Linked DNA regions of Homo sapiens: region 1 is linked to region 2. The links are chromatin contacts, found by Hi-C or POLR2A ChIA-PET in ENCODE. All regions are on one chromosome and are shown on one strand. The core of a region is the stretch at or near the end of the contact, and the rest is flanking DNA. Distances in the headings are between cores, read along the strand shown.

What was found. A loop is a pair of places that touch in the nucleus more often than their neighbours do. ChIA-PET counts read pairs that join two places held with the same protein, here RNA polymerase II (POLR2A).
Region 1: a loop to region 2 is called in a map of endothelial cell of hepatic sinusoid, with 2.4 times the contacts of the local background. The contact joins two enhancer-like sites. A Hi-C loop is called at or near these places in 1 of 168 maps with a recorded cell type or tissue (endothelial cell of hepatic sinusoid). POLR2A ChIA-PET finds 5 or more read pairs at or near these places in 1 of 52 experiments (endothelial cell of umbilical vein).

What each region holds. Positions count from the first base shown.
Region 1 is chr9:121,859,595-121,863,485 of GRCh38, reverse strand. It overlaps TTLL11 (tubulin tyrosine ligase like 11), which reads left to right. Exons shown (of 9, transcript NM_001139442.2): 8 at 3,043-3,149. Among named protein-coding and RNA genes, the nearest start is that of DAB2IP, 210 kb to the right of the region's middle. Within about 2 kb of position 2,570, at least 7 of the 41 ENCODE cell types and tissues checked have a DNase peak (open chromatin) inside an H3K27ac peak, as active enhancers do.
Region 2 is chr9:121,665,277-121,669,070 of GRCh38, reverse strand. The region is part of intron 1 of DAB2IP (DAB2 interacting protein); the gene reads right to left. Among named protein-coding and RNA genes, the nearest start is that of DAB2IP, 16 kb to the right of the region's middle. Within about 2 kb of position 1,695, at least 4 of the 41 ENCODE cell types and tissues checked have a DNase peak (open chromatin) inside an H3K27ac peak, as active enhancers do.

The sequences.
Region 1 (3,891 bases), core at 1,321-3,820, 190 kb before region 2:
CCTGTCAGAAAAAAAATGACTATATACCAGTGGTCAGTTTGGTTTCCCTTTTAATACTCTATTAACCCACAGAGCAAGCTAGGCAGCGCTCCTGACTTGTGGAAGAGCAGGTAGCCCAGAGGACACTGATATGATAATTAAAGGACACTGTGGCTGTTCCTAATGAAGCTTTGTAAATTAGCAATGCAGGCTGTTCGAATACCCTGGGAGAGACTGGACCATCCTCCCCCACAGAACCCAGTAGATAGCCGTCTTGGTGACAAGTGACGTGAAAACCTCCGCGTCCATTGACATGTGGTTACTGGGGCTCAATAACCGTGTGCTGATGTGCTTTGAAGTCTGCCACCGCGACTCGTGATTGAAATACGGAGCAGGAGCCCAGGAGGAAGCAGGATGTGCATTGATGGCCTGGGAAATACAGGCGGGAAGAAAGAAAGGGAGGAGGGAGGAAGGGGGCAAGAAAGTGTGCTGGCATACAAGGAGCACCAGGCTCGTCTGGGCACCATGCGGGGCACATGCCCAGCCACTGTCATTAGGGGTGCGCTTGGGTTTGGAGAGGGGCCTCTGATGCCCAAACCCTGCTTGCCAATCAACCCCTCCCCTGTCCGGTCCCTAACAGAGCTATTCACACAAGGGATAATGGCAAATGGGAAATCAAAGAGCCACTTCACCATTAGCTGAGGCAGTGGATGTGGATTCGTTTGAAAAGTTGAAAGCGGCATTGAATGTAGTTCAGCCAACCTGACAGCTGGCCCAGAGGCCTAGCTTTCAGGATTCCCTGGACAAATCTAGCCTGCCTTGGGACAGGCCTCCCAGCACGATCCTGTCCAGGACAGGGGTGCACCTGGACAAGCCAAGGGCTGCTTCCAGTCTGAAGAGAGAGCCCAAGCCCTGTACACAGATATTCCAACTGGTGTACTCCATTTCTCCAGAACGGGCAGGGTCACTCACTGAAAGGTTGGGCTCCAGGCAGCCTCTGGGGTGAGATGGCTCTAGATCTAGAGGAAGAAAAGGGAAAAGGGGGAGAGAGTTGGGGAAGGGAACTCACAATTGCTGTGGGCCTACCAGGTGACAGGCACCATGCTGGGTTCTTGGCATGTACTCACAACCATGTGGGCAGGTATTATCATCTTCATTTTAGAGCCCAAGAAATAAAAGCACAGAAGGTTTAAGTAAATTCCCCACAGTCACACAGCTAGAAAAGATTCCAGTCAGGATTTAAATCCTAATCTGTCTGATGCCTAAATCATGCTCTTTTTGGCATACCAGACTGCCCTCCCCTCCACATTTCCAGACCAAAAAAAAAAAAAGCTGGGGAGGGGTAGGAGGATTCTAAACACCCCTGCTGTGGCATGGACAGGGAGCACCAATGCTGACATCAGACTGAAAACCTGGTTACTGTGGCCTCCCTGCACCTAAACAAGTGGAGCATCCAAAGCTCAGAGGCCCGTCCCCCACAATCCTCCTGTCAATTCCAGGTGACTCCCCTAAAGTCAGGAACAAGGAACCTCCCCAGCAATTCTGTGTCAGCCCACACAGAGCAGCAAGGACCCAGCCTGTGCTGTTCTGCTTTATAAATCTGGGGCTTAGTGTGGCTGATTCAGGGCTTATGTAGAATCTTCAGGTGACAGATTGAGATGGGTAAAGTACAGAAGCCTTGAGCCCTTGTCCATAGATTTGTCCTCAGGGACTCATCTGGTGAGCATTTCCAGTGGGAAATTGCTTCTGGACAGTAGTGATGGCTTCAGCCTGTACTGTTGACATGCTGTCATCCTTGGGTCATCTGAGCATGACACCGTCAGCTGCCTGGACACTCCAGGAGAGGGCAGTGCCGAGGGCCTAGCTTCCCCTCCTCCTTCTGGAGACTAAGAGATAGGAAGATGAGGACACGTTGCTGGTGGTATTTCTTGACATGTGGAGTTTGTTCTCTTTTAGAGCAAGCAGGGACCCACATTGCTGTGCAAGGTCAGGCTGACACACAATGACTATAATAAAGACCACCTGTTTTATAGATGAGGACACCGAGACTCAGAAAGGTGAAATGTTTTAACCAGGGCCATGCAGCTTCCAAGTGGCAGAGCCAGGCTACAACTCAAGACTTGCTCTCCTGGCCAGGCACAGTGGCTCACGCCTGTAATCCCAGCACTTGGGGAGGCCGAGGCGGGCGGATCACCTGAGATCAGGAGTTCAAGACCAGCCTGGCCAACATGGTGAAACTCCGTCTCTACTAAAAATATAAAAATTAGCTGGGTACCTGTAATCCCAGCTACTCAGGGGACAGACGTAGGGAGAACTGCTTGAACCCAGGAGGCAGAGGTTGCAGTGAGCCGAGATTACAATACTGCACTCCAGCCTGGATGACAGAGCAAGACTCTGTATCCAAAAAAAAAAAAAAAAACACTTGCCTTGCTTTTCTAAAGTTCTTGCTCTTTCCAGCCTGTTAGACCCATAACTAACCAAATGGCTGAACTTACAGGAACCTGAGGATCTAACCTCACTTACATCACTGCCTTCTCTACCATGGCTCCATGCCAGTCACCCTGCGGTAGTTCCAGCTGTGGTAAGGGAGGACATTCCAGACCCAGAACACAATCCAAACAAAAACAATGTCAGTCGGTTCAGGCTGCTAGAACAAAAATGCCACAGCCTCAGTGGCTTAAACAACAAACATTTACTTCTCATGGTTCTGGAGGCTGGGAAGACCAAGATCAAGGTGCTGGTAGATCTGATGTCTGGTGAGGACCCAATTCCTGGTTTGCAGACGGCTGCCTTCTTCTATGTTCACATGGTGGAGAGTAGAGAGGAGGCAGGCTCTCTAGTGTCTCTTCCTAGAAGAGCACTATTCCCATTCCCAAGGGCTCCACCCTCACGACCTAATCACCTGTCAGAGGCCCCACCTCCTAACACCATCACATTGGAGGGATAGGATTTCAACCTATGGATTTGGGGAGGACAAACATTCAGTCCCTAACAGGAGTGGAGGAGAGATAGACAGGACAGGTTTCAGGCTGGCAGTGACATGTCACTTCCCATTGTTGGCAGGAGCTGCAAACTCAGCAGCAGCAGCCTGTCCATGGCTGCCGTGGACATCCTCTACATTGACATCACACGGAGGTGGAACTCCATGACCCTGGACCAGCGGGACTCAGGTATTTGACAAATGCCTCTGCCATGGCCTGTGGGGGTCCTGACAGGCATGGGTGGTATATTTTCTGTTCCTTCTTGTCAAGGGTTCAGATGGGGGAAGAAGATGATGCCATCAGATCTAGACATAATCCCAGGGATTGAGCTGAATTTAAATGCTGGAGCACTGTCTGCTACCGAATTCTCATACCACCGTTAGCATTCCTTGCCTTTGCTTAAGGCTCAGATTCCATCCATACTGGGAACACTCAGTTATTCATTCATTTGTTCACCCCTCACACACATTTCCTGAGCAGATGCTGGGCCCAGCCTTGGGTGGGCTGGAGGGTATAGTGCTTGGTTCTCGTCCTGAAAGAATTCACTGTAGCATTGGGAGGCAGATGAGAAAATGATGCTAGGTAGTAGGATGCCTGGCTCGGAGGGAGAGAAGCTCAGAGAAGCTATCCGGGAACTCAGCGGAGGAGCTCCTCATCCAGGGAGGGCCAAGGAAGACTTCAGGAGAAGGGTGTACGGGATCAGCTGGTGAACAGGGCTGGGACAGACACTCTGGCAGGGCTATTGCCTGGCCGTGGCCTGGACACAGGTGAGGCTGTTGAGCTTAGACCATACCAAGTAGCCCAGATGGGCTGGAGCAAAAAGGGATGTGAGAAGGGGTAGAGATGGGGTTATGGGAGCTGTCAAAGCCTTGAATGCCACACAAGAAAATTTGATCTTGATCCTCTAGGTTCTGTGGTGAAGGGTTCTGTG
Region 2 (3,794 bases), core at 446-2,945:
GGTGGTGGATGCCTGTAAACCTAGCTACTTGGGAGGCTGACGCACGAGAATTGCTTGAACCTGGGAGGTGGAGGTTGCAGTGAGCCAAGATCCCACCACTGAACTCCAGCCTGGGTGACAAAGCAAGGCTCTGTCTCCAAAAAAAAAAAAAAAAAAAAAAAAAGTAAGGCTTACTATGGACCCTTTAAGCTGAAATACACTTGCTGTCTATGTGATTAATATGATGTTTTACTTTGTTTACATGTGCATGCACTTACATAGAAAAATATCATATTACACAGTAGCCAAAAACTTGTTATCAGACGTTCTCTTTGGAGAAGGGGACGGGCTATGAATGGAAACAGATGACTGTACAATTTCCTGAATGAAAAATAATTAAGACTTCCCAAAACTAATAGTAAAATTAAAATATAAATAGGTGATATGACTCAGCACAAATTGTACTCGATGAATACATCTGAAGAGAAAAGAATAGAAGGAAGAGAAAATACAAAATCAGAAAACAAAACAAAACAAATTAAAATCCACAACAGCCTGGGTGCAGTGGCTCACACCTGTAATCCCAGCACTTTGGGAGGCCGAGGCAGGAAGGCTGCTTGAGGCCAGGAGTTCAAGACCAGCCTGGGTAACACAGCGAGACCACCATCTCTAAGAAAAGTTAAAAATTTAGCCAGGTGTGGTAATGCATGCGTGTCATCCTAGCCACTTGGGAGGCTGAGGCAGGAGAATCACTTGAACCCGGGAGGCAGAGGTTGCAGTGAGTGGAGATCGTGCCACTTGAACCCGGGAGGCAGAGGTTGCAGTGAGTGGAGATCGTGCCACTGCACTACAGCCTAGCGACAAAGCAAGACTCCATCTCAAAAAAAAAAAAAAATCAACAACAGCTCAAATGGTGATATGGTTTGGCTCTGTGTTCCCACTCAAATGTCATCTTGAATTGTACTCCCATAATTCGCACATGTTGTGGGAGGAACCCGGTGGGAGATAATTTAGATCATGGGGGCGGTTTCCCCATAGCGTTCTGGTGGTAGTGAATAAGTCTCATGAGGTCTGATGGGTTTATCAGGGGTTTCTGGTTTTGCATCTCTCTCATTTTCTCTTTCCACCACCATGTAAGAAGTGCCTTTCACCTCCCGCCATGATTCTGAGTCCTCCCCAGCCACATGGAACCGTAAATCCAATTACACCTCTTTTTCTTCCCAGTCTTGGGTATGTCTTTATCAGCAGCGTGAAAACAGACTAATACAAATGGCCAGTTAGAAAAAGTGGATCTGGCTGGGCGTGGTGGCTCACGCCTGTAATCCCAACACTTTGGGAGGCCGAGGTGGGCAGATCACTTGAGGTCAGGAGTTCAAGACCAGCCTGGCCAACATGGCAAAACTCCATCTGTATTAAAAAAAAAAAGATGAAAAATTAGCTGGGTGTGGTGACGCACAACTGTAATCCCAACTACTCAGGAGGCTGAGGCAGGAGAATCATTTGAACCTGGCAGGCAGAGGTTGCAGTGAGCTGAGATCCCGCCACTGCTCTCCAGCCTGGGCAACAAGAGTGAAACTCTGTCTAAAAAAAAGAAAAAGAAAGAAAGAAAAAGTGGATCAGAGAAGTCCAAAGATCAGGAATCAGGAACATACCTGTGGGTGGGGAAACATAGCTCCCACGTGGAAAGTGAACTGGCTAGTGCTCCCCGAGGGAGGGGCCAGGTGAACTGAGCAGGAAGCCAAAGGTAAAAAACACCATGCAGGCCAGGCGTGGTGGCTCACGCCTGTAATTTACCCCAAAGTGCTTTTCCCCAGCACTTTGGGAGGCCAAGGTGGGTGGATCATTTGAGGTCAGGGGTTCGAGACCAGCCTGGCCAACATGGCAAAACCTGGTCTCTACTAAAAAGACAAAAAGTTAGTCAGGCGTGGTGGTGCACACCTGTAATCCCAGCTACTCAGGAGGCTGAGGCAGGAAAATTGCTTGAACCCGGGAGGCAGAGGTTGCAGTGAGCCAAGATGGCACCACTGCACTCCAGCCTGGGTGACAGAGCAAGACTCTGTCTCGAAAACAAACAAAACACACCATGCAACAAGTCATGGAATCTTCAGATTGTTAGAACTTTCCAGACGAAGAGCTGTCCAGCTTATGCCTCTGTGTACGTCTATTTAAGAGTGTTGTGTGTGTGTGTGTGTGTGTGTGTGTGTGTGTGTGTGTGTGTGTGTGTTGGGGCTGGGGATAGGGGATGAAGCCAAATAAAGAGTTTGCTAAAATAATGCATTGATAAATTGGCAGCTCTCCTGGCTCCCACTGCACACTTTTTCTTTTTAATTTTACTTTTAGTTCTGGGATACATGTGCAGAACGTGCAGGTTTGTTACATAGGTATACATGTGACATGGTGGTTTGCTGCACCCATCAACCTGTCGTCTAGGTTTTAAGCCCCACATGCATTAGGTATTTGTCCTCATGCTCTCCCTCCCCTGGCCCCCCAACCCGCCGACAGGCCCCGGCGTGTGATCTTCCCCTCCCTGTGATCTTCCCCTCCCTGTGTCCACATGTTCTCATTGTTCAACTCTCACTTATGATTGAGAACATACCACTGCACACTTTTTCTAGCTCAGCCTTTAGGCACGCCTCTCTGGGACAGGGAGGAGAGGTGTTGCTTGGAGGTTACTAAACCTTACCCACCTGTGCTACGCACAATAATGTTCCCCAAGGAACCATGCGTCCTAATCCCTAGAACCTGTGATATGTCACCTTCTATGGCAAAAGGGACTTTGCAGATGTGATTAATTTAAGGATGTCGAGATGAGGAGATTATCTTGGATTACCTGGGTGGGCCTAAAATAATCACAAGGGTCTTTACAAGAAGGAGATAGGCAGGTCAGAGAAAGCAATGCGATGATGGAAGCAGAGGTGGGAGTGACATGGGGCTATGAGACAAGGAACCAGGCAACTTCCAGAAGCTGGCAAAAGCAAGGAAATGGATTCTTCTCCAGAGCCTCAAGAAGGAATACAGCCCTGCTGACACCTTGATTTTAGCCCAGCGAAAATGATTTCAGACTTCTGTCCCCCAGAACTGTAAGACAATAACTTTCTGTTGCTTTGAGTTACAAGTTTGTGGTAATTTGTTACAGCAGCCACAGGCACTAATACATCCATGGATCCAGGCTCAACATATTCTAGTTACATTAAAGTAAAGATAGAGAGATACAGGTTCAGATCATCGTCTGATTCAGGACTATGGAATTTCAAGGGCTCCCATCTCTCCTCTTTCAAATCTACAAATGGCTTAATAAAAGAGAAGAGCTTCCTTTTAGAAATACCACACTTATTCCCATATAAGGTAAGCTTTGCTCTTTCTCCATAATGCACCTTTTATCAAAAGACATATGCGATAGAGCTTGAAAACCACAAAAATATAGGATACCTTGGTTGCTTCTTTCATAATATAGCTTGGAGATGTTTTCACATCTGTACACATGTTATCCTTTCATACAGTCACTCCACACTCTGTGTATTTTACCTTTAGTATAGGTACTAAGTACATCAGTAATACTTCTTTAGGGTATATAAATTCTAATTATAGCACTCCAGAGGGAACCATGATTATCAAAACCTAAATATCCACATGTATTATTTAATTCATCTTATTTTTCATTTCATTCATTAACTGTAAACTATTTTCCCCCCAAATTTCCACCTTAGTAATGTTCTGCACTTTTGTTCTTTTCTTTATTTATTTTCATTAGAGACGGGGTCTCACTATGTTGGCCAGGGTGGTCTCCGACTCCTGGCCTCCAGCAATCCTCCTTC